3 separate regions of the Mus musculus genome follow, and all the other regions are linked to region 2. A link is a loop called in an ENCODE intact Hi-C map of the cell type or tissue named here. Cell type or tissue: heart. All regions are shown on one strand. Each heading gives the region's core, and the rest is flanking DNA. Links, peaks and the distances in the headings are about the cores only. Region 1 overlaps Sidt1 (SID1 transmembrane family, member 1). Region 2 holds the start of Usf3 (upstream transcription factor family member 3). Region 3 overlaps Spice1 (spindle and centriole associated protein 1).

Region 1 (9,865 bases), core at 2,051-7,050, 66 kb before region 2:
CCCAAAAAAGAGCATGCTTCCCAGGGATGTTACCTGGACAAGGAATAATAAGTTACATAAAAATAGGCACAAACCTTCATATCAAGGCTGAACTATGTGACACAGTAGGAGGAAAGGCGTCCCAAGCACACAAAAGAGTCAGAGACACCCAAACCCTTGTTAGTGGCCCTACAAGAACCATATATGGGCCGGGCGCAGTGGTGGCGCACGCCTTTAATCCCAGCGCTCGAGAGGCAGAGGCAGGCGGATTTCTGAGTTCGAGGCCAGCCTGGTCTACAAAGTGAGTTCCAGGACACAGCCAGAGCTATAAAGAGAAACCCTGTCTCGGAAAACAAAAAACAACAAAAGAAGAACCATATATGGAAGACCTAGCTCATACCCGTACAGGGTCTGTCTGTGATTGTTGATAACCTCTGGGAGCTCCTATGATCCCTGCTTAGTTGATCCTGTGGGTTGTATTCTAAAATTCTTCCTCCCTCTCTTCTTGTACAGCGATTGCTATACTTCATTTCCCTTAGTCACCATCCAGGACACTTACCCAAGTATTTTACCATCCTCTGGCCTGAGCTCCCAACCTTCACAGATACAATTGTGAAATAGACTGTGTTCTATCTCATGTGCCTTCTTCCTGTTTAAGATCCTTTCACGGATGTTCTCTTCCCATCTCCAACCCTCTCACTCCAGGTGCTGTTGACCCTGGATGATGACCTGGATGTGGTCCGGAGAGACCAGATCCCTGTCTTCTGAGCACCCAGCATCACAGGGGGAAGACGGAGCAACCCACCTTGGTGCTGTTTTGTGGAAAACACGGTGAGTGTAGCAGCTTGCCCACTGCCAGACGCTCCACCTGCCTGGAGGGAGTCAAGGGTGTCTGAATTCACACAGGAAGAGCTTGGGACTGAACTAAACCTCAAGAATGGTAGAAGGGATGCCCTGTTGCGCACAGAGACATAGTCTGGAGGCTCAAGAACCTCTGTTTGCAACGTAGAGTTCAGTCTAGACACAAGCTGCATCAGGCCAGCTTCTCCACCTGGCCCCTCCCATCCTCATAGATATTGACCAGAGAAACCAGCTACTCAGACCTCCCACCTAGAACCTTCAGTGTGGCCACTTCCACACCTCTGAGACACCTGCTGCTATAGAAGGCCAAAGCACCATCGAATTCTTCCCCGGCCTCTTAGGGGACCGAACTCCTCAGAATACGGTGCAGAAGTGGGACCAAGTCCCCACCCAACTGGAGACAGACATTCTAGTAAGTCAAGCTAAGTCACCTCTTCAGAAGGAATGCGGAATTCCTGGCAGGGCTGGGAATGCTCTGGGATGGGATGTAGACATGCACACTTCTGAACGTTTGTGGATCCAAGGCCTGGGTGATTACCTGCTTCTTCAGGTCTTCATCTCACTGTTGGATGCTGACTCTGCACTCTGATGCGGCCTTCTTAGAAGGTCCCTCTTTCTCCCTAGACTTCTAACAGCTCCAAGATGGACACAGATGGAGAAAATGCTTTCCACAGCAGTGGAAGTGATGGACAGCGCTTAGTGGCTGAGCATTAGACAGGCAGCATTCACCTCAGTGACTCTGGATCCTGGAGCAAAAAAGCAACCGTGCTTGGTGGTCCCCAGACACACAGCTCAATCTATGCCCATTATAGCCTTTTCCCGGGATTACCCTGCTGTCCTCCACACCTGAACCTGTCACTTACGCAGATCAGGGTTCCCGACTATCTGCCCAAAGTTCCCAGCAGTAACTCAGGATGGGCACGTGCTCCTCCCTCCCCCCACAACTGGATGAGTCACAGAGGTCATGACTAATCACCTCTTACAGGATCCCATTCTCTGTTCCCAGGAGGATGTAAAAGAAAAAACAAAAAACAAAAAAGCGCAATGTTCGAGCTTTCTTCTCTCATGCCACCTGGCAAACTCGAGGAGAAGCCCCATTTTGATCAGGCTTCCTGGTTGTGTGGAGTATGATGTCATCAGAAAATAGACATATAAGTGTGTGCACACATGCCTACTTGCTTGTGAAATCGAAGTTACTCCTCACCTGTGCTCTCTTGAGCATTTAGTAAGGAAGTGGATGGGGCAGGCCTCTTTTTGAAAAACTATCATTCTTTCTTTCAAATATCTGTGTTCAAATATGTGTTTTGGACGTTTGAACAGCAAGCTTCTCCTGGTTTTAAAAATTCAAAGATAATTTCCATGAATAATTTTGTGCCGTCTTTCTTCCTAGAATGCTCTCTCGTTCGCAATTTGTTTTCTATTATTCTTCGTTATTTCAAAAACTTGTTGGCCTCCATGGGTCATATGAAGGCTATCAATTAGATGGTTGTCCTAGTCAAACATCTTTAAAAAAAAAAAGTTCCAAACAAGTGAGGTTTTGTGGCTCATGCCCTTAATCCCAGCACAGGCAGAGGCAGGTGGGTCTATAAGTTCAAGGCTAATCTGGTCTATAAAGTGAGACCCTGTCTCAAAGCAAAACAGAAAACGTTCAAATCTGGTTGCTTATGGCTGCCTTGAGCTGATTCTTTCAAAGCAGTCCTCCTGGTTTGGCATCCTAAATGGACCCACTAAGGAAAATATGAACAGTAACGTCCATCCACACAGTCCCGTGGCCTGAGCAGATAAATATAAAGGCACACGTATCTGTCTTGGAAATTTGTTTGTGGGCAGAGAGGCAATGGAAACAGGAAAACAGAAAGGGCCCCATGAGGAGGGAAGAAGGGAGGGTGACTGTGCCTCTGTGTCCCAGTGCTCTGTGGTGTCCTGGGCTGTAATATTCACATGTCCTGCTCATTTCTGTTCTTTGTAGCAGGCTAAAGAACCCCAGACCAAACCTGCCTTTAAAAATAGACCTTCTAAGTCACATGTTGCTGGTTCTTTCTACTGCACAGGTCTTATGGTTGGACATCAGTGTGCTTCATCTGGGACATTAGAGTGAGTGCTGGGTTAGAGGAGGGCCATGGGAGCCTCAGGATCTAACACACACACACACACACACACACACACACACACACACACACACACCCTCCTCCCTCCATGCCTGTGCTAACTCTCCATCAAGTTTCTGCCCTTTGCCTCTTAAAAGCAGAGGCGAAGCTAACTGTGAAGTGTGGACAGTCTTGGCTGAGGACTCGCAGAGGTAAAGAGAGCTGCTCAGTTGGAGTGGAACAGAGATGCAACAGCCAGAGGAGCGAGGCTGTGCCTGTAAAATACGAGACCTTCCCACCTCTGACAAACACTGGGGCGGCAGCTGCACCTGTTCGCGCTGGATGCCTGGGAGATTCGCCTGGTTTTATTTTAGCCTGGTTCAAGAGGAGCCGGTGGAAAACTGGAGTCTATCTGGGGAAGGGACTTTCCATGACTAAAGGCAATCCCTGAGCCAGCAACTGGGGATGAAAACAGTTGCAGCTGCTTTCCTGCTAACTCCGGGCAGCCTGCAGAACGTTCTGTGTGTTTGCAGAATGCATGTGTCAGCACATCAAGTGATACTCAAATGTTTCTCCTTCTGAGTGACAGGCACCCTGTCTGAAACTGTGGGAGGAAAGGCAGCAGCTAAGAGACTTTTGTATGTGTGTGTGTGTGTGTGTGTGTGTGTGTGTGTGTGTGTGTGTGTGTGAAAGCAACAGTCAAGCCTAAGAGAGACCACAGAGTCAGGCCTTTAGTCTGTGAATGTCAGCCTACTGGCTGGGTGACCCCAGTTAAGCTGTGGGAACTCCGATTCTCTGTGTAGCTGCACAGCACTGTGCACGGCTCACAGAATGGTAAGGACCCAGGAACATGTGTTATCGGCACAAAGATGGTCCTCAGGACTCACTTTCTAACACCCACAGGGATGTGGACAATAACAGAGCCTTCAAGTGTCCCCAGGTCTCTTCTCTCAGATCCTCCCTGGCAGTCTCCATGTCTCCTGCTCTCATCTGCTGGAGACCCCAGGGTTGGGAGGTCTCTGGACCTTCAGAGGCGAGGCTGAGATCATCATCTCTCCAATCCCTAGGCTCCTCCTTGCCGTCCACCACTGCATTTTTCTCTTGATCCCAACTGAAAATCTTTAATGCTTCCAAAGTTGGGACTTAGTGCAGAGTCTGGCTAAAAACAGCATCAGCCATCTCCACCCTGTATCTCCAAGAAGAGAAAGCTTCAGTTTTCTCTTTTACAGTTCCTGACACCACTGGAATCTGGTGACTGCTATGTGTAGTGTACCCCACACTCTTACCCATCAGCTCAGGGCTCCCACCAGCGGGCAAGCTGGAGGCTCTGCCTGGAGGGAGGGAGCCTCAACCTCTCAGGTACCCAAAAAGGCCCTAGAACAAAAGACAAGTGTCAAGTCAGCCACAGTGACTCATCTCCTGGCAAAAGGAAGAAAGAACACAGCATGCAGATGGTTTGCTCAGCCTGAAGCTGGCCAAGCCTGGCTCACTGTGATTCCACATGGAAGAGAAGGAGACCATGTTGCTTCCTTTGCTTTCTTTCGCTGCTCAGAGGAGACAAGATACGAACATCTCCTCCCTATTAAGTCACCATAGTCAACAAAGCTGAGTGTCCTCTGTCGTTAACACATACGAATTCAGGCAAACTTAGCAAGCATCCCAGAGCTTTTAGAGTAGAACACTATAGTAACGGTTTTAATTTGGATGGGCGTCTACTACTATAGAAATCTTTAATAGTGTTTTACAAGATTAAGTCACTCACACCAACTGAACCAGATAAGTAACAAACAAATGCTACCAAGCAATATCTGAACGTTACCTTCAACTTTTATGTTGGATATTTGTTTTATAAGGTTTCTTTCAAACTATTTGCAACTTCTAACTTTTATTACTCGAACATGCACATACACACGTGTTACTCTGGGTCAGGGGCATGGGAGAGTACATCACATAAGATTATAGCTATACATTAGCTTAGGATGTAGAGGCTGACCGATTATATGGAAAATCCAAGGAAGTAAGGATTGTTGTCACATTGGTCTCAGAAAGGCAGGCAGGCTAAGTACAAAACAAGATAGACGTATTTAGCTTTAAGTGACTCTCTAGTGTATTATTAACTCTGGTTATAAGTTCCAACAAAAGTTCATCTCTTAGAATATAAGAGATGCTTTTATAATAATGCATCTCCACACCCAGCACTCATGCAGGGCAGTTTATATCTATCTGTAATTTCAGATCCAGGGAGATCAGATACCCTCTTCACACCTCTGTGGGTAACTGTCTCAGGCACCTCATGGTATACCCCACCACCATACACATGTATACACACTCAAAAAAGAAATTCCTCACTTCTAGCCTATAGCCTTTGGCTTCTGTGAAGTCTCTGTGACCCAGGGCTCATCAGCTTCACTGGATATAAACAATGGTTAACCACATTGGCCTTTAAGCAACACTACACTTTAGTCAAGAGCTAAATAAAGGGTGTGTGGCCCATCTCTAAGTACATCACAAAAGGAAAAGAGAAATCAGGTATTCAGTTCTATATATCTTACTCTGGGCCCCCTTATGCTAAATCTTGATATTCTTTATAAATAAAACTTTCAGTCCTTTACACAAAAGGTTATCTAAAATGATTCAAAGTATCTTATTTTAGGATAGTGAAATGCCATCAAAGAGTCCGATGTGCACTTTGTGGATTTTATTACACTGCGTATGCAAACTCTCACCTGGTACCAGGCAGGCCTCTTCCATGAAGAGGGTGGATTTTGTCTTCTTTACTCTGCTTCTAGAACACAGGACAACTTTCGGAGTAATCTTCTTTTTAGGGGGCACATTGCCCTTTACTTTCTTCCTACAACTCCTCTATTCACTTCACTCAATAACTGGAAAATATTTGGACTGTGCAGTGGGAAGAACCAGGGCAAAAGACATACAGACTTTTATATCCTGTGCTCTATAATCCAAAGGAGAAGACAGATCAGAAACAAATGATTACCATGTGTTTATTATAAGCAAACAAAGAGTAAAAGAATAGAGTGGCTTCATAGAATTCTTAGCATTTGTCTCAGTCACTGTTCTGTTGCTGTGAAGAGACATCATGACCAATTCTTATAATAGAAAGCATTTAACTGGAGGCTTGTTTACAGTGTCAGAGGTTTAGTCTGTTATTATCATGGCTGGGAGCATGGTAGCATACAGGTGGGTGCTGGAGCAGTAGCTAAAAGCTACATCTGGCTCCACAGGCAGAGAATCAGGGGAGAGGAAACAGACCCTGGGCCTGGAAAACCCACCCCTAATGACATACTTCCTCCAACAAGACCACACCTTCTAATCCTTCTAATACTTTCAAATGGTGCCAATACATGGCAGCCATTCTTAGCTACATGTTGAGATCCTGTGGTGGTAGGATGGGGTGGATGGGAAGAAGATGAAGGGAGATTTTAAAGAATGAGAAATCTTAAAGACATAAAGTTTGCACTAAAAATGGCTCCAGATATGCCTGAGAAATTCCAGTTGACCTTCAAGTGTTAAAATAACATAAAAGATCATGAATGGAATGCTACAGAGAAGGAAAATAACAAACACTCAACTGGAAGATGAATGGAAAACCTGGTTGAAAGTTGTCTCAAACAGTCATGGTTTCCTTTCCTTTCCTTTTTTTCCCCTCCATGAATGACTTCCATGATGTAGCCCAGGCTAGTCTTCAACTCATAGTCCTCCTGGCTTTTCCCCAGTTCTGAAACTACATCCATAAAATCTCAGCCAGTAGCACTTTTTTTTGCTGACTGCCTAATGGGGAGGAACACAGGTAAGATTTCAGCCTAAGATATTCCAAGAAGGCACGTGTATTAGACAGGGTTCTCAAAGGGAGCAAACTGAATAGAATACAAGCACACATATGAGAAGTGTGTGTGTGTGTGTGTGTGTGTGTGTGTGTGTGTGAGAGAGAGAGAGAGAGAGAGAGAGAGAGAGAGAGAGAGAGAAATCTATGAGGGTGGCTTATAGGCTATAATCCAAGTGGTACAACAATGGCTCTCTCAAGACAGAAAGACCAAGAATCTGGTAGTTGTTCAGTCCTTGAGACTGGAAGTCTCCACAGCCCAAATCTGGAGCTGGAATCCTGGAATAGCCCTAGAGAGTCTTCAGTCTACATTGGAATCCCAAAGAAATGGATTCTAACACCAGAGAAGGAAAGTCCCAGGAACAGGACAGATGAACTTGCCAGTGAGAGTGAAGTGAGCAAGCAAAAAGCAAAGTCTCCCTTCTTCCATGCCCTTTTCTGTGGGCTGCCACCAGAAGTGTGGGTCTTCTGACAGCACAAGCATGGTCAACTGTTTGAGTTCATAGTTTTCTCCAGATGCGGTCAAGTTGACAACCAAGATTAGCCCTTGAGAGTACACAAGTGAAGACTGGACACGGAGGGAAACTCAATTGCTTTCAGGGTAACAAAATGAAGAGGTAACATACAAGGGAAGAAAATGGCATAACTTCCTGGACAGCAGTGCACAGTAGTGTTGTGACCAGTAATGGAGAGTTTGCAGACTGCCATTTAGTGAGAACACTATATAAATGTTAGGAAAGAGTGGCTGGACCAAAGGAAGAAGAGCAGACTGTTGGTGCTGAGGTTTTAACATGTTAGGTAGATCTTTGAAAATTGTTTGCTGTTGTGCCTGCATGTCTATCTATGTGTCTGTGTGAGAGTGTCGGATCCCCTGTAACTGTACTTACAGACAGCTGTGAGCTGCTATGTGGATGCTGGGAATTGAACCTGGGTGCTAGCGATTAAACCAGGTCCTTTGGAAGAGCAGCCAGTGCTCTTAACTGCTGAGCCATCTCTCCAGGTCCAATTTGTTAGGTAGACAAAAGTGAAAAGAAAGGCAAGCCCTCGGGATCCTCTGAGCTGAGCATAGAGACCTGCAACTACCCCAGGTGGTATTTTAAAATACCATATGTAGGGCTGGAGATGTAGCTCAGGTGTTAGAGTGCTTGTTTAGTATGCATGGAGCCCTGGGTTTGAGCCCCGGTACTGCATAAAATGGGCAGGGTGGGTACATACTATGATCCCATTTGAGAGGTTGAAGGATGGGAAAGAAAGTTCAAAGTTGAAGAGTTATAGATTTTAGCTCAGCCGTAGAGCATTTGCATAACAATCACTGGGGTTCAGGCCACAGCACTGGGAAAAGGGGTTCAAGGTTATACTTGTATACTGGCTGGTTTGTGTGTCAACTTGACACAAGCTAGAGTCAACAGAGGAAAAGGCACCTCCGTTGAGGAAATGCCTCCATGAGATGCAGCTGTATGGCATTTTCTCAATTAGTGATCAATGGAAGAGGGCCCAGCCCATTGTGAGTGGTGCTATCCCTGGGCAGACAGACAGTCCTGGGTTCTCTAAGAAAGCTATGCAAAGCAAGCCTGTAAGCAGCGCCCCTTCATGACCTCTGCATCAGCTCCTGCTTCCAGATTACAGGTTCCTGCTTGAGTTCCTGTCCTGACTTTCTCCAGCGATGGACTTTACGATCTGGAGCTGTGAGCTGAAGAAAGCGTTTCCACCCTGGTTCCCAACAATAGAAACTCTAAGACACCCTAGTGACACAGCAAGTTCTAGGCCAACCAAGGCTCCAAAAGAACTTCTTACAGAAGAATAAAAAATGATATATCATATGCAGACTAACAGACAAGCAGATGTCCATTGGCTTCTCCCAGCTTGGAATATCATGCCCACAAGAAAGCATCTGTCTTTTCAAATAAACAGGGAGATGTTAACACATAAGAGATGCTGTGGATTAGACATCAATCATTTCATAAGAAAAACGAAATGCCCACATTCAGTGCCAGCAGCGAGCAAAGCTTTTAGAAAGGGGGATATTTGGGTTGGGAGCATCTTAATTCATCATCAAATAAACAAAAGCCACGCCTCCTTGCCTTGGCCATTGCCAGGTCCTCTCCTGCTACAGAACAAATATGCGGCTGGAGTTTGCTCCAGCACTACTGGAACTAGGCACTGGAACTGATGTCTCCACTCCTGACTCCACCCCAGAGCCGAAATGGCAGCAGAACAGATGATTCAGACAGCATCCATCCCTTAGGCACCCTGACGCGAGAGTACAGATCACTGAATCAGATCCTGATACCCTACCCATTTTCCACGTAGAGAAACTGATGCTTAGTGCAAACACTGTTCATTAGGTGAAGGACTGCTGCAGAAACCTGAATTTCCAGTCAGTAAGGTGTGACTCAGGTCAGACCAGGCACAAATTGTACCATGGGGGAAGATCTAACCATTCTCTGGGTGTGTTTCTACACACGCAAGACACACAGCCTGGGACTATATGACTACTGAACATCTGAGCTTATTAACAGAAAGCATGACGCTCAGAAGATAAGTAGTTGTTACAGAAACCCAGGTTACAATGAACCTACGAGGCCATTTGGAGAGTCAGCCAATGAAAGTAAAGTTCTGGAAAGGTTGGGCTCTCCAAACTGGAACAGCAGGACTCACGCAAGGACGACTGCGTGTGTTTCAAAGCAGTGATTACACTTAGCAAAGAGCTGAAGAATGAAAGACTCTCCTTTTTAATGAAAATGCACATGCTATACATTCTCAGGTTATCACTGGTAGTCTACTGCTTCAAAAACAAAACTGAAAATGGGGAGAAAGCAAAGGAACAATGTAGTGGGGTTTCTGACTTAAAACAAATAAATAGATTGGGGGCCTGGAGAGATGGTTTAGCGGTTAAGAGCACTGACCACTCCTCCAGTGGTCCTGAGTTCAATTCCCAGCAACTACATGGTGGCTCAGAGCCATCTGTAATGCGATGGGATGCCCTCTTCTGGTGTGTCTGAAGACAGTGACAGTATACTCACATATGTAAAATAAATAAATAAATCTTTTTAAAAAAAATCAGAGACTCAAATAGTTGTCAAGAGTCAAAGGGACA
Region 2 (9,865 bases), core at 2,199-7,198:
CTTCCGAGTGCTGGGATTAAAGACGTGCGCCACCATGGCCGGCTCAAAGAGAGTTTTTTAAACAACATGTAGTTTGAAAGTTCAATGAGAGCTTATCACAAAAACACGCTGAGGTATAGGAGCCACTTTTCCTAGATTAGCTACCACCCCTCATAAGACACTTCTCTTTAAAGCAAATGGAGACCATCACAAAAGCAAAACAACAAACAAACAAACAAACCAAAAAAACCCCACCACAACAGGACACAATGCAGAGATCAACCGATTATGGGGAGCCCAGCCCCAGCAGGTGCATCTCCACCACAGTTCCTGCATCTGTGGTCTGGAAACATCATGGAAGAGGGGTAGGAAGGATCATAAGAACCAGAATATCAGCAGATGGCAGTGAAATGGTCTCTCTTAGAAATGGCTGCAAAACCCAGATCAGAACAATGGTGATCTCAATGGACATGCTAATGTGGAAGGAAGAAAATCTCATCATGTTCCCATCCCTATACAAAAAAAATTACAGCAACTAATGATCATTGGGAGAATTAGCCTCATCTAGGATAACCCCTCCCCCAACCCCAAACTGATTGTCCAATTCAAAGTTGTCAAACTTGACCTGTCTCCGGTGAGGCTTTGCCAGTGCCTGGCAAATACAGAAGTGGATGCTCACAGTCAGCTATTGGATGGAACACAGGGCCCCCAATGGAGGAGCTAGAGAAAGTACCCAAAGAGCTGAAGGGATCTGCAACCCTATAGGTGAAACAACAATATGAACTAACCAGTACCCCCAGAACTCGTGTCTCTAGCTACATATGTAGCAGAAGGTGCCCTAGTTGGCCATCATTGGGAAGAGAGGCCCCTTGGTCTAGCAAACTTTATATGCCTCAGTACAGGGGAACGCCAGGGCCAGGAAGTGGTAGTAAGTGGGTAGGGGAGCAGGGCAGGGGAGGGGGTATAGGAGACATTTGGGATAGCATTTGAAATGTAAATGAAGACAATATCTAATAAAAAAAATCAAACTTGAAACTATATAAGAACCACCAACAAAAATAGACTCATCTGGGTGGTGGTGGCACACACCTTTAATCCCAGCACTTGGAAGGCAGAGGCAGATGGATCTTTGAGATCAAGGCTAGCCTGGTCTACCCATGGAATTCCAGGGCAGCCAAAGATACACAGAGAAACTCTGTCTCGAAAAACAAAACAAAACAAAACAAAACAAAATTTGTTGTTGGCTTGGTAAGATGGCTCACCAAGTACTTGCTGCCAAGCCTGCCAAGTTGAGTCCAATCCCACACAGCAGAAAACTGTCTCTCAAGTTGTCCTCTGACCCCGCATCTATATACTGCAAATGCAGACCCACCCCCCCTCTCAATAATGTAATTTTTAAAATCTAAAACTATTCTTGGTGTGAGGTATGAGGGCACACATCTGTAATTCCAGCACTTGGGAGATAAAAGCCTGAGGATCGCTACAAATTCAAAGTCAGCCTAGGAGCAACGAGAGATCCTTTATCACACACACACACACACACACACACACTCACGGTATATGTGCACTTACATACCAAAGATTTCATATTTAAGGGATCTGTCACTACAATTACTTGATATAGAGGAGAAACACCCAAGTTAGCAACAGCAGGGATCTAAATTGCATTATCTGAGTGGGGTCCAAAGGTTCACATGGAAGGTTGTGGGGCAAAAGTTGAATACACAACTTAAGGCTTGCCAAGGAAAACCCTGGAATACAAGCAGAACAGCCTGGACATTGTACCAAGCTTAAGGTAATTTTCAGCCCTGGCTGCTGAGCAGAATAGCCTGGAGAGTTTTAAGAGGTATACCACAGCCTGCCTCCCTCCAGATCAAAGGTAAAGTCTGGGAAGGTGACTGTAACAAACAATCCAGTTAAGAAACCATTGGGCTTGACCACAGGAAGGAACAGCGTGAGATAACATTAAGACCTGGCTTTACTGCCAGGGGTTCCAAGCTTGCTATCTGTGGAAGCTTCTCTTCTAGCTGGAGTTAAACAGTGCGTGCATGTGCATGTGCAAGTGTGTGTGCGCGCGCACATGTGTGTGTTTCATACAAAACTAGCTCACTGTAAAATCTTTTTTAAAAAAACTTCTGTGATGTTCTATAGACGACTAGGGTAGAAAATAACTATTCTAGGTGGCCCTTACCACACTGAATGGAAATGCTTTTGTATCAAAAGAGTTCTACATTTCATCAATGCACAGACTACTACAATCACCAAACTACTAAAGCTAATCTATACAAAAGTCATAATGTTTAGACTACTGCCCAACCTTTTGACATTGTGACACAAACTTGTCTTTACAAGGTTCACTCTCTGGAACCATACAATGAAATTAAGAAAGGAAAAAAAGAAACCCTCAAGGGATTGGATATGTTTTCAATTTTGGGTTGGACCACTTTTATGTTCATTCTGGGTCACAAGTGGCTGTTGGCCTTTGGCATGCTTCTTGATACAGCTTTCATTCACAACTCTTGGCTTCTCAATGAATCTTCCTCAGTTTGCAACAAATACGTTGTGTATTTCCCAAGCAAATGGAAACATAGTATCCATACAGCAAGTCAAGTGTTCTGAGGGAAAGGAAAAGGTCACCGAGGAAACTGTCGGCCCTGCAAAGAGCAGATCTGACTGGCCATGGGGAAAAGCTACTGCAGGGTCCACTTACTCATCAAAGTTTCCTTTAAGACTCTGCCACTGTTACCCATAAAGTCGGCCAGACCTATCATGTTTGTTAATTCACTCAACTTAGTGGTAAAATGTTATCTGAACATTAGTTGGTTTTGGCAGTTAGTTTTTTGTGGTCTCTTATCTACAGATGAGGTCAATAAAAGCAAAAAAGACCCCACAGAGAGAAGAGAACTCTATCCCCAAAATGCCCAACCTCAGCCAAGCGTCCAGAAACCTCATGCTTGTTCAGGAAATTTGAAATCGGACAAGAATGCCATTCGCATGGACCAGTGCTATTCAGAAGCAAAAAGATGGGCTTCTAAAAAGAAAACGTCAGCCTAACTCTCCGACACAGAGGTGAAAGTTACAAAAGCAAGCAGCGAGTTTGACGAGTGGATCAGAAGGAAAGTCAGAAGACAAGTAAAGAGATGGAAGGGATGGCAAAAGGTGAAGGAGGCTAGCAAAGGCCACCCGGTGGGGACCTGGCTGCCCAGCTCTTTATGCACCCAGGACAGCATGGGGCCTCTGTCCGCCGGCGCGCACCGGGAGCAGGGCGAGCTCCCTCAGGCCTGGCACCCAGGGTGCGAGCATGCCGGAGTGAAGAGAGCGATCGCCCCGGGATAGGTGGGGAGTTCTGGGGACCCCAGGAACGAGGGGCACTCAGCCTAGCCCTCACCTCCCGCGGCTAGGAGGGGGTGGGTGGAGCTGAGCCCGGGGCCGCCCCCCGGAGCCGCCCCCGCAGCCGCGGTCCCGGCTGTCAGCGCCCCCTCCCGCGGCCACTCACCCGCCGGTGACGCGCTCCGGGCCACGGCGGCGGCGACCCCCGCCTGGGTCATGGTCCCAGGAGCGGAAGGCAGCGGTGTCTGGCCGTCTAGGCGAGCCTCTGGGTCCGCGGCCGCCCCCTGCTTCTGCGGGGCTGGGGGAGCGCGGGCCCGGGCCCTCCTCTCCCCCCGCCCCCGCCGCCTCTCCTCGCGGCCACCGCCGCCGCAGCGAGCCCGAGCCCTCGAGGCCGGAGACCCGGCGGCAGCACGGCCTCAACTTTCCCAGCCCCCCTCCCCCCGCCCCTCCCGCCCCTCCCGCGGCCGCCGCTCGGCACGCGCACAGCCTAGCCTGGATGCGCCTCGCTCCCGCCCCGACCAACCGGCCGGCCAATCCGGTGCTGGGGAGGCTGCCACCGTGGCCAGTCAGAAGCCGGGATTCCGCTGCGCTAGGCTGGAGGGCGGGAGGAGAAGGAGGGAAAAGCTAGGAGGGAACAGGCCTCGGGCGGCCCAATGACCAAGGCCGGGGGGCGGAGGTGTGCAAGTTGGGTTGAAAGAACAGGAAATATTCTTAAAGGTAGAGTGACAGGCAGAAAGGAAAGCCAGTAGGTGGATGAGAAAGAGGTGGGCCTGGTTCCTTAAAGGGGACGCTTTGAGAAGCTAGGAAAAAAAAAAAAAAAAAGAGGTTTTTAAGAAACTTCCTCGCACCCTGTTCTGTATTATGCTTATGGCAGCTTTCAATGCAAGCGTAGAAATGAAAAAAACTGAAGAGGAGGAGAGTGGCAAAAGATAGACAAGTACCTTTAGCCTGGAGGGTTAGAAGGTGGTAAATGAAGGTGGAAAATCCAGTCCTATGTGACTTCCCTCAGTGCACTATCTTTGGATATTGGAGACTGCAGGAATTCGTATACGGTGGACTCTTGACGTCCTTTATTTGCACGAAGCCCGTTTTCAGAAAGGTTCTGCAGTCCCCTGCTAAGGAAGTGAGTGCGTGGCTTTGGGGGATGGGATTGGAACCTTAAATTTAGGCTACTAGACACCCTTATTTAGGACCGGAGACCTCAGCGTCCTCTAAAGTGCCTTTGGAGCTCTTGAACTATCCAGCTATCTTTTTCTAGTTTTGTTTCATTTCACAAGCCCGCCTCCCCGAGACAGGTGTCTGATTCTCCACCTAGTGGTGGTGAAAGATTTATGAGCTTTTCACAACCAGATATAGCCAATTGGACTGGAACGCAGGGCATAATAGAAATACTACTTGAACCTATGTACAGTAGAAACAGACCTTGCATTGAGAAAAAGGTTAACAGTAACCCCGTTTTATGTTTCCTCCGCACTTTGAAAATCTGTGATAAAATAGGCCCTTACTGTTACTTCAAATTTGGTGCTAATAGGCAGTTTGATTTCTTTTTCACTTCCTTGTCCCATCTGGGCCAGGCCAGTGAGTTTTTTTGTTGTTGTTGCTGTTTTTCGAGACAGGGTTCTCTGTGTAGCCCTGGCTGTCCTGGAACTCACTTTGTAGACCAGGCTGGCCTTGAACTCAGAAATCCGCCTGCCTCTGCTTCCCAAGTGCTGGGATTAAAGGCTTGCACCACCACCCACCGCCCAGCTTGCTAGTGAGTTTTAATTAACTTTTGAATACGTTTGTCATTCCCTAGTCCCTAGCAGCAGAGACCTTAGGATCAGATCTGTAATAGTAATACTAATAATACATCCATGAATCTATAATGTTAATATATGTCCAGCTACACGAAATCATTTCGATGTCAGTATAAATATAAGGTTTTATGGGTAACACATATCAAATCCGGGCTACACGTAACTTCCTGAACTATAATAAATTAATTCTAATTTAAAATAAAAAAAAAATTTGGCCAGGCAGTGGTGGCACATGCCTGTAATCCCAGCACTTGGAGGCAGAGGCAGGCAGATTTCTGAGTTCTAGGCCAGCCTGGTCTACAGAGTGAGTTCCAGGACAGCCAGGACCGCACAGAGAAACCCTGTCTCAAAAAAAACAAAAAACAAAAAAACAAAACAAAAAAAACCCCTATATATATATATATTGGAATTTTGTTGTTTGAGACAGAATCTCAGTGTGTAGACTAGGCTGGCTTTGAACTCATAGAGATCCAGCTGCCTCTGCATCCTGAGTATGAGTGATGGAATTCATAGTGTGCACACCAAATCCAGATGCAAAACAAAGTTTTGACAATTTAGAAAACAGAATTTAAAGGGTTTTGAATCATTATTAATATTTTTGACATGATTTCAAAATAGAAAAAAAGCCAGGTGGTAGGCCTTTAATCCCAGCACTCAGGAGACAAAGGCAAGCAGATCTCTGTGAGTTCCACTCTAGCCTGGTCTACTACATGAGTTCCAGGACAGCTAGGGGTACACAAAGGAACCGTGTCTTGAAAACAAATAATTATTCAAACAATCAAACAAACAAAACAAAAACTCAAGTATTTCTTGAGAAAGCTCAGAATATTAACTTTTACTCTTTTCTTTTTTTTCTGAGATAGAGTTTCTCTGTGTAGCCCTGGCTGTCCTGGAACTCACTCTGTAGACCAGGCTGGCCTCAAACTCAGAAATTCGCCTGCCTCTGCCTCCCAAGTGCTGGGATTAAAGGCATGCGTCACCACTGCCCAGCTAAATTTTAGTTTTAATCCTCATTTCCTGATTGAAGTCCAGATCTCAAGCTAGTGAGACAGCATGGTGGCTCAGAGTAAAGGTGCTATCTGCCAACAAGCCTGGTGACCTGGCTTTAAACTCCAGAGCCTACATGGTAGAAGCAGAGAGGGAACTCCAAGAAGACCGCTCGCCTCCATATGTGCGCTGTGCATGAGCACAAACACACACACACACATAGAAATAAATGAAACATGAGAAAACAAAGTTCAAATCTCAACTAAGGAGCCGGGCAGTGGTGGTGCATGCCTGTAATCCCAGCATTTGGGAGGCAGAGGCAGGCAGATTTCTGAGTGCGAGGCCAGCCTGGTCTACAGAGTGAGTTCCAGGACAGCCAGGGCTACACAGAGAAACCCTGTCTCAAAAAAACAACAAGACAACTCAACTCTGAGTCTTTTCCCAGCTTTATTCAACATCACTTAGTAGATTGAGATGATACCTACGTATAGCTGCTGTGTGCTTCTTAGTGTCTGTATTGGTAATAACCTACAGTATCTGCCTGAAACTAGTCATTCTACAGGTCAGACCCCTCAGAGTCTGATTTTCACCCACTTACTTGAGGCTCCTGGAGGGCACAGAAAGATTTGCATGTTTATTTGCACCCTCAGATCCATTTCCTGAAAGGAACCTTCTGACATGGGTTGAAGACTGAATGTCAGCAGCAGCTCCGAGTAGAAGCAGCTCCAGGCTCAGCTCCACCTACTCCCTCCTTGCTCAGAAGGGCAATCATTTAAACAAATGCGTCTCTTTCCAGTGCCAGCCGTCTTCCACGGCCCACATTCTCTGCTACCAGGATCACTGAGTCTTGACCTGTGATCATGTGTAATCAGAGTTCAACTGCTACACTGAGTTGCACAGATAGGTTTCTACTTCAGACCTTTGCCTGCAACCACACACACTCAACAAACTTGCTTCTGTAACCTTCATAGTTAGGCCTTCCATCTTATTTTAGAAGCCTGTCTTTGGCTTTATGAATAGGATTGGTTCAAGTGTTTATTTCCATGATTCCAGAAAAAATATCTCACTTTTCCCAGAGCTTGTAATTTTTATTTTGGGTTCTTAACAGCCAATTAGAGGTCCAGATAAGCCCACGTCATCACCAACAATGAACTGTTCCGTCTCACTACATACTTAGGTCACTAAGACATTAAACTAGTGACCTTCCTACTTCAACCTCCCTAGTGTGCTGGGATTGCAGATGTTACTAATGTACACTTTTTCTAACAACTAAGTGTTGAGCATATTTCCATATATACTTTTTAAAGCATGGCTCACTGATGTGTAAAAGTTCTTTATATGTTGTACTAGGGTTCTGAGCCATTGTGTGATTTCGGTTTTGCCTTTTCTAAGAGTGACTCATATTTACTAACCTGTTTTGTCCATATAACCACCCTGCAATAAGCTGTTGTCAACACAAGTCAGGGTCCAAGAAAGCAATCACCAGCAAAGGTCACAATGGGGATGGCATTTCCCCGTGTCGTCTTAGTCCATCTTTTCACAGATTTATTATGAAACTCTCAGTCTAATTATGCCATTGCTCTATCTGTTCTCCAGAAATAAAGGGGTGAGATCTGAATTTTAGCCAGTTAAGTCCTTGATGCAACTGAAACATATATCTTTTCATTTAGAAATCCACTCTTCCAATGTCAGTATAAAGCTTTATTGTTCTAGAAGCCCTTCGAGCTATCTTTGAACTTGTTCTTGAAATACCCGTTTCACCAGGTTATAAGTCTTAGGCCAAGATTTTCTGAAAAGACCTATAATATATGCATGTTAACTTCTATTTGAAAGCAAACCCACTACACCAACCCCCTCTTTTCTCAGTCTCAAGGGTACTGAAGTTTGTTACCTCATGGGTTGAATGCCATTTTTTTTTATATCATAAAACAGAAAGTCCATAGAGTTTTGTGTTTCTTAAGGATGTCTTTAAAAGCACTGCTGAATCCTGCATGGTGGTGGTACATGGCTTTAATCTAAATACTCAGCAAGCAGGCAGATGGAAAATACTAACACTTAAGTCTATCTTACAGATTGCAACTGGAACATGCCTGTGGTACTATATCTAAAAGCAAGCTTTACTAGTACAAGGTCACACAGACTTTTGACTTCTAGATATTTTTACTGTTATGCTTTCCTTTAGGTCCAAGTGACATTTTAACAATTGTTTTGTTTTAGAGACAGGGTCTATGTAGTCCTGGCTGTCTTAGAGTCCTGCCACACCCACTCCACCACCTGGCTTTCATTCCTTCCTTAATGACTTCTCACTGTTGTCTAGGTTGGTGGTGCTCAGTTATGAGTATCTAGGACTACCGAGGACCGAGTCATTATGCTTTTAAGGTTTTTGTCTTGTTTTTGTATATGGTGAAGATACTTGGGTATTGGCAAATTTTCCATACATTGCTGATATACTTTCTTGTGTTTTGACAAAGTACTCATGCAAATGTAGGTATAATTCTATCCTAATTCTGTAGCACTAGCTGGGTTGTCGACATTGACATCTCCAAAACCACCAGCAGCGTCTTCTGTTCAATCCCATCATCTGCAGATGAAACTGCTCCACTTCTTCCTTTCCACGCTCCACCTTTCCCTTCCTTTCCACGCTCCACCTTTCCCTTCCTTTCCACGCTCCACGCTCCACCTTTCCCTTCCTTTCCATGCTCCACCTTTCCCTTTCTTTCCACGCTCCACCTTTCCCTTTCTTTCCACGCTCCACCTTTCCCTTCCTTTCCACGCTCCACCTTTCCCTTCCTTTCCACGCTCCACCTTTCCCTTCCTTTCCACGCTCCACGCTCCACCTTTCCCTTCCTTTCCATGCTCCACCTTTCCCTTCCTTTCCACGCTCCACCTTTCCCTTTCGTCACTGGACTATGGCAGTATAAAATAGTATACAAGTACTAGAAGCAGCTTTCTTCACCTTCTTCCCAATCCTACAGATTAAAAAAAAAGACATGATCTCAGGGCTAGAAATGGCAGCTCAGCAGTTAACAGCACTGGCTGCTCTTCCAGAGCACTTGGGTTCAATTCACAGAACCCACGTGGGAAGAACAACTGTTAACTTCAGTTCCAGGGGATCAACCAGATCCAACACCCTCCTCACACAGACACGCATGCATGCAAAACTAAAGTAAGTGAATAGAAATCTCACCAGTAAGTATGGCAGCTGAAGGCTTTTATAACTTTCAGGTTCTTTAATTCTGTATCCTTCAAATATTTTGACAGAATAAGGTTAACTTTCACTGTCAGTGTCACACCCTGAATGTACCTATGAAGTTCCCTGAAAGTTTTAACCAAAGAAGACTCATTCTGAATGTGACACTATCTCTAAGGAAGGGTTCCCAGTGGGCTGAGAGAGGAAAAGGGGAAGGAAAGAGGAGGGGAAGAGAAGAGCTGAGTGCCAGCACCATCCCTCTCCTTGCTGAATACCGAGGCCTGATCAGATGCCTCACTCCTGCTGCTGTGCCTTCCCCATCAAACAAAAAGCCAAAACCACACCATTGCAACAAGTAACTTAACATAGAAAGCTGGCAACGGTACAGCGCTATACACATGGTACTTAAGATTTTTATGTGTTGGAGGAACATGAATTTGAAGCCAAGGTCTAGAACTCTAGAATAAGGTAAGCAAGAATGTAAACTGGGCATTCTAGTGGGCCTACAGATGACTGTGTCAAGAGAAACACAGGAGACCAAACTCAAGAGATTTCAGAAAAGGAACTACGGCTCTTCACAGAT
Region 3 (9,865 bases), core at 3,241-8,240, 190 kb before region 2:
ATATCCAGAAGATGTTCCAATCAGTAAGAAGGACACATGCTCCACTATGTTCATAGCAGCCTTGTTTATAATAGCCAGAAGCTGGAAGGAACCCAGATGCCCCTCAACAGAGGAATGGATATAGAAAATGTGGTACATCTACACAATGGAGTACTACTCAGCTATGAAAAAGAATGAATTTATGAAATTCCTAGGCAAATGGATGGATCTTGAGGTAACCCAATCACAAAAGAACTCACACAATATGTACTCACTGATAAGTGGATATTAGCCCAGAAACTTAGAATACCCAAGATATAAGATACAATTTGCTAAACACATGCTCAAGAAGAATGAAGACCAAAGTGTGGACATTTTGCCCCTTCTTATAATTGGGAACAAAACACCCATGGAAGGAGTTACAGAGACACAGTTTGGAGCTGAGACGAAAGGATGGACCATGTAGAGACTGCCATATCCAGGGATCCACCCCATAATCAGCATCCAAATGCTGACACCATTGCATACACTAGCAAGATTTTGCTGAAAGGACCCAGATATAGCTCTCTCTTGTGAGACTATGCCGGGGCCTAGCAAACACAGAAGTGGATGCTCACAGTCAGCTAGTGGATGGACCACAGGGCCCCCAATGGAGGAGCTAGAGAAAGTAACCAAGGAGCTAAAGGGATCTTCAACCCTATAGGTGGAACAATATGAACTACCCAGTACCCCACCAGAGCTCATGTCTCTAGCTGCATATGTATCAGAAGATGGCCTAGTCGGCCATCAGTGGAAAGAGAGGCCCATTGGTCGTGCAAACTTTATCTGCCTCAGTACAGGGGAATGTCAGGGCCAAGAAGTGGGAGTGGGTGGGTGGGGGAGTGGGTGAGGGAGAGGGTAGGGGACTTTTGGGGTAGCATTAGAAATGTAAATGAAATAAATACCTAAATAAATAAATAAATACAAACAACAACAACAACAACAACAACAAAACCCAAAGCCATATGCTACAGATGAGTCAACTCTGCCTACTGCCACCAGATGGCATTCTTGAGCTGAAAGGAATCTTAAAATCAAGGCAGCTCCTTTTCTAACCCTGACTCAAATCAATAAAGCATCTAATATCAAACACGCTGAGTGGAATTTCTCTGTAATAGAGAAAATCACATCACATGGCAATTACTATTTTACAATACAGAAATATAAGTGAGTAGCATTCTTCTGCTATCCTTTCTGCCATGGCCAAGTGGGCCGGCCGGCTAGGTCAGTTAATGAGATTGCCATTTGTACCTTCCATAGAGTAACTTTAGAACTGCAAAGGCCAAGAGCACACACCGTACAGAATACTGGGCTTAGGGCCCACACTAGAAATAGTAAATAAACTCTAACCACTTTAGTTAGTTTCCTGCGACGTCAATGGCGCACAGCATGGGTTTTACTTGAGACCTGATTATAGTTGACACCGGGCATGTAGTTGTTAATAAGATTGTTTTTCCACTTAACTGCTCTGTCAGCTCCATGACTTTACTTTGACAGAGGGTGTGTGGTGGTTTGTCTATGCTTTGCCCAGGGAGTGGCACTAGTAGGAGGTGTGGTCTTGATGGAGTAGGTGCGATCTTGTTGGAGGAAGTGTGTCATTGTGGGGAGTGAGCAATGAGACCCATCTCCTAACCACGTGGGAGACAGTCTTCTAGCAGCCTTCAGATGATGATGTAGAATTCTCAACTCCTCCAACACCATGCTTGCCTAGATAGATGCTGCCCTGCCCCACCTTGATAATGGACTGAACCTCTGAACCTAACCTGCAAGCCAGACCCAATTGAATGTTGTCCCTTTTAAGAGTTGCCTTGGTCATGGTGTCTCTTCACATCAATGAAACCCTAACAGGGTAATGCCTTAAAAACAAAAAGTAGTAAATTCTTCAAATTATCAATAGAAAATAAGCTGTGTTATTTTTCTAACATGGTAACAACCATGCCTTTGTATCAGGGATATGCCTACCGTCCTATCATATCCATTAAATACAGACAACACAAGCACAGAAAAATTTAGTGACTGAAACAAAATATGCGCATGCTCTTTGATCCTTAGTTTTCTTTTCTTCCTTCCCCCAGTACTTGAGAGTAAACCCTGAAACACCCTAGGTAAGTGCTCTAACACTGAGCTAAAGCACCAGCCCTTGACTTAGTGCTTCTGTTAATAATTAACCCAACAAACAAGCCTGTACCCAAAAACACAATGAAGACTATCTGCTGGATTATTTATCATGCCAAGATAAGATGCAATCTGAGTGGCACACACTACTACTTATCCCTAATACTGCCCTTTAATAGCAACTCCTAAGTTCCTGGTGGCGGTGGTGGTGGTGGTTGTGGTGAGTTTTTGACACAGGTTTTTTTTCTGTAACAGCCCTGGATGTCCTGGAACTTGCTTTGTAGACCAGGCTGGCCTCAAACTCACAGAGACCGACCTGCCTCTGCCTCCTGGTGATGAGTGCTGGGACTAAAGGCATGGGCCACAATGCCTGAGCCGACTCCTGCATTTTAATCAAGGAAGCAGCTCAAGTTCCAACCCATCTTTGAATACAGGAGCCTCCAAGCAATAGTGTCCTGGAGAACAGCACACAGTGCCAATGGCTGGCATAAAAGGAGTAGCAGACACTCTCTACTTCCACTTGCTGTTGCCCTGCAAACAACTGAAGGACACTGTAGCAGCCACCCTGTGTTCAGGATGCTGAAGAACTGCGGGACCCTCTACCAGCTACCTCTGAGCTCTCCATGAGAGAACTAAATCTGTGTTTTGTTTAAGTTACTATATTGAGTTCTTTTATTCCCAGAAGCTAAGTGTCCACAAATAGAACAATAATAAATTATGGCAAATCTACATCCAAACCTAGACATTAAAAAGGTAAATTTATTTCTAACTACTGACTTTCAAGATACACTGGCATATCAATAGAATCTAATCACCACCTCCACCCTACAGGGATGTCCTAGTGTGTGGATACACTGAAAACCTGTATGATGCTTCGAGGGTTATTAAAATACATATTATACTGTCTTATGAACCAAATTTCTACCTTTGGTGAAATATCTTCCAAGTCCATATAATTAAGAGCTTAGGAAGCGTAACTTATAATGGATATATATAATAAATATATAATAAATCAACATGGCTATGGCTACAGTAGAAACTGACAAAGGCAGAAAGTAGAGGAATAATCTTACTAATCTGTTGACACTGGGTATTAATTACAGTCAGACCTCAAGTAAAGCCACCACTTTGCCTTCTCCTACTGAGTCTCCGTCACATTCCTCGGAGTAGATTGTTCATGAGGCCAAAGATCACTGTACTAAGTAAGACAGTAAAAGAAAACATCTAAATCTCACCAAAAGCTACAGTTCTAACACCCTGCAGAACACAAAAACACACGGGAACTGGGGAAACCTCCCCACCTAGCTTCACTAACTCTGAATCTTAGAGTTGAGGTACAGTGGTTCCCCACCCTCCTCAGGAGCATCTTGGCCATGATGAAGTCTCATGTGCAGTCAGGACTGAGAATCACCACACCACAGATGAGACCCTGCACCTGTCCCCTCATTACTCTTCTTGTCCCCTTACTTCACCTACATTTAGTACTTGTATGAAAAGCTACGGGAGCTGCAGAGATGGCTCAGTGGTTATCACAGGCTAAGAATGCTTATGGCAACAAGAAATAAAATAAAATAAAATGAAGGCTGGAGAGATGGCTCAGTGGTTAAGAGCATTGACTGCTCTTCCAAAGATCCTGAGTTCAATTCCCAGCAACCACATGGTGGCTCAAAACACTCTGTAATGGGATCAGATACCCTCTTCTGGTGTGTCTGAAGAAGTATACTTCTACAGTGTACTCATATACATTAAATAAATAATTTAAAAAAAAAAAAAAGAATGCTCATGGCTCTTGCCGAGGCTGGAGTCCCAGCACCCATCTAGTAACTCAGAATTCTCTGTGACTTAGTTTTAAGAAATCTGACAGCCTCTTCTGACCTCCACTGGCACCAGACACACAGACACACAGACAGACAGACAGGCAGACAGACAGACAGACAGAGATGCAGGCAAACACCCTTATACAAAAAAGAAAACAAATGAAACTAAATCTTCAAAAATTAAAAGGAAAAGAAGATTAAAACTAGAAAAAGAAAACCTCCCAAAGAGGGTCTCGAGGTCAGATCTGTGGTTTTAGACTGTTCAATGAGAATTAACATGTGTGCATGACTGGCTCACGATTATAACATGAGAAGTCGTATTCTCTGATCCACTGTTCCTTCCTCATGTCTTATAAACATTTATTTGGGAGACACAGTTTTCCTCGATGCAGATTTTTCTAAGAACTCTAAGGAACTTCTCAAAAGGCAGCCTATGGCTTAAAGCCACCGTGAAAGGCCACGCAGATGGCAAGCACTGTACGCTAACCCTGGGTAAGGGGCCACATGCACGACACATTCCTTTATTAGGACTGCAGTCCAAATAAAAAAGGCTGCTCTATTGTAGCTCCTTCTTGCTTGACACACTGTTCACCCTACATATCTGATTGCTTCTTCAAACACCCAGGCAGGCAAAAGGTTAAGCCAGAGAAAAATGGCTTAAGACCTAGGTAAACACGCATACAAAATTATCTGATTTTATTTCATTTTTTCCAGGTAATTCTACTATGCTGTTGAACTGAGACATAATTACAGAAGTTTACAGATACATAGTACTAATTATTTTGCCCAAGACTGTGGTAATCTCTTTAAAAGCAGGACTGGAAAGATGGCTCAGTGGCTAAGAGTACTAGCTGCTCTTCTAGAGGACTCAGCTTCAATTGTCAGCACCACATGGCAACTCGCAATTGGCTGCAACTGAAGTTCTCAGGGATTTGACACCTTCTTCTGGCCTATGCAAGCAACATGGTACACAGACATACATGAACACAAAACGTCATATAATGAAATTAAGAAAACAATTTAAGTATTATGCAATTAAACTCTCATAACAACACAGCCAAAAATTTAAGGATATAAAGCTAAGCTAATGTAAGGAAAATGATGTTACAAATCTGTAGGAAAATGGATAGAACTGAAAAATATGACATTAAGTTAGGCAACCCAGATAGATGAGAACTGGATATGCTTGCTCATGTGTGAATCCTGGCTTCTACTTAATTAATTATGTGTATCTAGGTGGGAGTAAGTATGTATAGAAGTCAAAACATTTTCTTATGGGGCCATGAAACTGGCAAAAGGAGTGGGAAGAACATATGATATGAAAGGAAACTCGAAATGCTGGAGATAGCGGATTCAGTGGGACAGGGGAACGGTAGGAATGGGAAAGGGGGAAGAGACCAACCATCCACAACTTAGTATGAGGACAGTGGCAGGAGGAACCTGCTACTTTGTATGCTACTTTTTAAAAGGTTGAAAGAGAAAAGAGAGGAAAAACAAACAAACAAACAAACAAAAACAAACAAACAAACCCAGGCCAAGGAGTTATATAATCTAAGCCTACAGAGTTGATGAGTTGTGGAAAGTACATTTAAAGCAGCAAAGTAGACCCCACCCATCCTGCTGCTCTCTGCACTAGGCTCCACCCATCCTGCTGCTCTCTGCACTAGACCCCACCCATCCTGCTGCTCTCTGCACTAGGCCCCACCCATCCTGCTGCTCTCTGCACTTGACCCCACCCATCCTGCTGCTCTCTGAAGAGTCTACCAAACAGCTCACTGTGCAAGGTCGTGTAAGAACTAGAGTCTTTCCACTGAAACCAATCCAAGAGAAAAAACCTCTAAAGACAGTGGATTTTCACAATACCTCCTTCATGATAGATAACTTTCTTTTTTCAAGACTTGAAGTTTCTGGTTTCTGCTTCTTCCATTTTCTCTTCAAAGCTTTTTCTTGAAGTTCCCAGTGCACCAATGCTCTATTCTTTGACTTGTGCATCTCATGACGGCGCACCTATACAGAACGAAAACTGTAAAGAAATGCTTTCAGTAACAAAGACATTGCCTGCTGCTATGCAAGACCACTTACACTAGTTCACCACTTCCTATTCCTTTATGGTTCAGTATGTGTGTACATTCATAGCTAACACTTTCATAGTCTAAGTTTTCAAAATGATCTAAGAGAAAAAGTATTGAGAACTTGGAGGTCTATCTTAAAGACATACAAAAATATTAACTTCTCCTTCATTGGTACAGAAACCAAAACACCTACTGTTCTTTAACTCACAAGTTAAAACTCATGCAATGAGTGCTAAAATATCAATTAGTGGTCAGCACTGACACTTCACACATGATGGAAAGGGTATAAAATCCACCTAAGTCAGCTTTGTCAAAGCACACCCCTTTCACAGTAACTGCATTACTTCTAAGTCAATGCTGTTTGTACAGCTCTGAAGTGGCTTCATGTGGAACTGAGGTCACAGATGATGTAGACATCCAAGGAAGGAGAGTTCCTGAGGCAGAAGAGACAGGAGCCAGAGCTCCTAAAAGAATTGGAAGGGAAGAGTCCACGGGGGTGACTGAGGAATAAAAGTAGACATTTGTCTTTACAAATACGCTAGTGCTCAGAACTGAAAATATGAACAAAACTCGGGTCATCTAATAAAGTTATAATCATGCAGACATGCACACTACCAAAGGACTAACAATCAAGAATTGTGAGCATGCATATCAGAATCACAATGAGGCAGTACTTTATACCCAGCAGGAGAATTAAAATTAAAAGGTGACAATAATGGGGCGTGTGGCCTGGAAGCTCCACACACACTGGTGGAATTTAAGACAGGTAAGCACTTTGGAAAACAGTTTGGCAGTGATTTATAAGAGCCAATATGGATGCATGACCTAGCCATTCCAGATACACACACAGCTGCCTGCATATGCTCACAGAGACTTGTACATGAATATCCGCTATGGTGTTACTTTATAACAGAAAAGCAGCAGAAATAAACCAGATGTACAACTGACAAACAGATAAATCTAGAACTGCCATTCAATGGAATACTGTCTTACAATAGTAAGGAACGAAGCAGAGATACATACTATAACATGGATGAATCTACAAAATATGCTAGACAAAGAGGCTATAAATAACAGACCACATCCTGTAGTCCATCTGAAAGAGCAATCAAGGCTAGGCAAATCCACGGAGACAGAAAGATTAGCCACATTGTCGTGGGCAGGCTAACCAGGGCTACACAGCCCAAACCTGTCGTGAAAGTAACAGCAATGACAACAATGGAAAAATGCTGAGGAAGTGCAGACAGAGACCACAGGAGATTCTAGATAAGTGACAGGACTACAGACCAAAACTCCTGAGTAGAATTCTAACGGTGGCTGCTAAGCCTTAGTAAAATCAAAAATTCCGCAGGATATCCTTTCAGGTTTTATACAGGCGTGAACAAGATTAACTGTAACTAAACAAGTCCCAAGGAGCGACGATGGTTTCTGTTCTGCAGATTAGAAACCAGATACCAAATAAAATACAGAAAGCAGGATTGAACTTTCAGTGGTCAACTTACTAGATCTTCAGGAGTTGCCCGGTGAACTGTTAGATCATTCACAGTATTCTTTAAAAAGAAGGACAGAGTGAGCTTTTTTAAAGTTTCCTTATAAATTTCTAACAGTTATTCAGTTTCAGTAGCTGAAAATCGATTCAGAATCCTAAGGGCCACAGTCCTTTTTTCCTCAGAAACCAGTACTGTCAATATAACGTTAAAACAGGTTACTTTTGAGTATCTTCTAGAAAATAGGCTATTTTTTAGGTGTTACACTGGAAATAAGGCTCTATTATTTTAAAACAAGGAATAAAAACAGGGTGCATGTTGTGAGTAAACTTAACTGAAGCGACAGTTTCCAGAGACTAGGATTCCATGAGGCAACTGTAAAGCATTTTAACAATGAAACTGTGCTCACTATGGCAAGCTGCAGAGGAACATCTTTGGGGATAGAGTTTCAGTCTCACAGCAGCTCTAACTCTTGCAAAGAACTAGAAGTTATTACCCTTAATCCTGTACACTTAAAGGAGAACGGGGCAAATGTCCTGCTCTTCCCTCCAAGACCAAAACCATGCCAAGAAACCCACCCGACCCTACTTGAGCCTGAGCGCCACTCCAGCCACACTGGACAGGAGTACTGAGGCCACCCTCCAGAACACGCTGCTGTGGGCCCAGACTCACATCCCATTCTTGCCTCACTGCAGCTTTCTTCTTTACTTTCAGAGTTTTTCTTCCACCTCCCCGGGGACCAAAGCGGTTCACTCTGATCAATGACATCTGAAAACATTAATTTTTAAATAAAGGTTAAAGTAATAATTATGCATCATGGGCACATCTATAGGACAAACGAAACCACTCTCAGAATATCAGGAGAATTTGGTCATGATGACAGGAATAGGCTCTCTGAATGCTTGGCTTTCTCATTTTACAGTTAATATTAAAGCAAAGCCAATAACCACAACAAAAAGGTTTTAAATAACAAAACCTTTTGCTTAATAAAGAACTTGATAAATATAGAAAGTATGACCTAAAATAGAAATGAAAATGGTTGTATCTTTGTCAGCAGATAAAGTTCACAATTAACAGAGGAAACGCCAGAGCTGTGCAGTGCGTGAGAAGTGCAGCTCTAAGCATGCTAACGTAGCACATCCCTGCCAGGCACACATGTGCTCACCTCAGAAGCATACATGTTTTAGAGAACGTTAGCGTCTCTTCCAGTTCTACTAAATCTTCATGCAGCACTAAATGGAGGTGATTTTGTACATTACCAGCAATAGCCTGGCAATCAAAATCGCCATGCGGGGGCTAAACATCATAAAAAGTTAGGGAAAGACCCCCAGTCCACCGTGCTTGAAAGCTAAGGTTTTTACAGTCCACACATTTGACTGTAAAAACCAAAGTATGCATGACTTCTACTTCTGGGTCTCTTTGCCTTCTGTGGCAACCCAATACCACGAAAATATCCCTTACATTCAAAGAGACTGGAACTCTTACTGGGCCTCACAGCCAAAGTTCTTAGTAACATAACTCTGAAATCTCTTAGAAGCTGTCTGTCTTACATGTACTCATCCTGTTTGTTTAATCCGCCTTTAAGAGAACTATGTAACAATAAACCCTACTTTCCTTGGATTTTCCAAGTAATCAACTTGTGCAACCAAAACTAATGGCATAGGCATGATCTTAAATTAGGTACCTTTTCATGACCCTGACCCAGGACAGTGCATGTACACCCTTTGGTGAAAGCAACAAATTCAGAGGTTGTAGCAACCTTCTCAAATAAATTCCCACTTAGGAAGACTGGTTGATAAGCAACGGTGTTGGTAGTAGTTTGTTATGTGGGTCAGTTAGGATCATTTAGAGGCAGTGACTTAATCCCTTGTAGAGTCTTTTAAAGATTTCCGTAAAGTATCCCATTCTTTAAAAGAATTACATTTTATTCCGTGTGATGCTTTCTATGCTGTTCAGGAAACAAAGAGCAAACCTTTGTTAGAGACAGACAAACAGAAACACACAAGACACACACACACAAATACAAATACAGATAATTGCACACCCATACATACAGACACTTGGACAGATTTACAAGCCAGGCTTTGGGCAAGCACAAATTCAGACTTATAAACAGACAGAGGACGAAGACACAGGCAGTATGGAGTGGAGGATTCAAATCTGTACTCCCTCTTGCTTAAATGACCCCAAAAGGAAGTGCTTGCGCTTCTTTCCTTCATGTATTCACACGTTATTGGTAACTCAAAGTCCATCACTAAGACATATTATCCACCCACCAAAATAACTTCAGAACTGTGAGGCTAACCCTCATACTCCTTACTAGCCGACTGTCCTGCTGTCATCACTGTCCCTCGCC

Evidence for each region. Hi-C counts contacts between places; a loop is a spot of excess contacts. Peaks named below come from ENCODE experiments on the same cell type or tissue, not always from the same donor. Only the 100,000 strongest peaks of a DNase experiment are listed, where the experiment ranks them.
Region 1: it touches region 2 in a loop (2.2-fold over the local background); 4 of 42 quality-filtered maps call a loop at or near these places.
Region 3: a loop joins it to region 2, with 3 times the contacts of the local background. A loop is called at or near these places in 4 of 42 quality-filtered maps.

The regions. Positions count from the first base shown.
Region 1 is chr16:44,232,519-44,242,383 of GRCm38, reverse strand. It overlaps Sidt1 (SID1 transmembrane family, member 1), which reads left to right. Exons shown (of 25, transcript NM_198034.3): 25 at 685-2,204. The coding sequence ends at 747. Among named protein-coding and RNA genes, the nearest start is that of Usf3, 64 kb to the right of the region's middle. In heart, for the core only: no CTCF peak of the experiment used is centred there; no DNase peak of the experiment used is centred there; H3K4me3 peaks cover 457 bases.
Region 2 is chr16:44,167,121-44,176,985 of GRCm38, reverse strand. Usf3 (upstream transcription factor family member 3) reads right to left here and starts at 3,589. Exons shown (of 8, transcript NM_001029889.2): 1 at 3,476-3,589. In heart, for the core only: a CTCF peak has its summit at 4,613; DNase peaks (open chromatin) are centred at 3,345 and 3,915; H3K4me3 peaks cover 2,778 bases; H3K27ac peaks cover 2,612 bases.
Region 3 is chr16:44,353,852-44,363,716 of GRCm38, reverse strand. Spice1 (spindle and centriole associated protein 1) reads right to left here. Exons shown (of 18, transcript NM_144550.4): 2 at 8,182-8,277; 3 at 7,525-7,572; 4 at 5,814-5,957. The coding sequence starts at 8,277. Among named protein-coding and RNA genes, the nearest start is that of Spice1, 11 kb to the right of the region's middle. In heart, for the core only: no CTCF peak of the experiment used is centred there; DNase peaks (open chromatin) are centred at 5,626 and 7,206.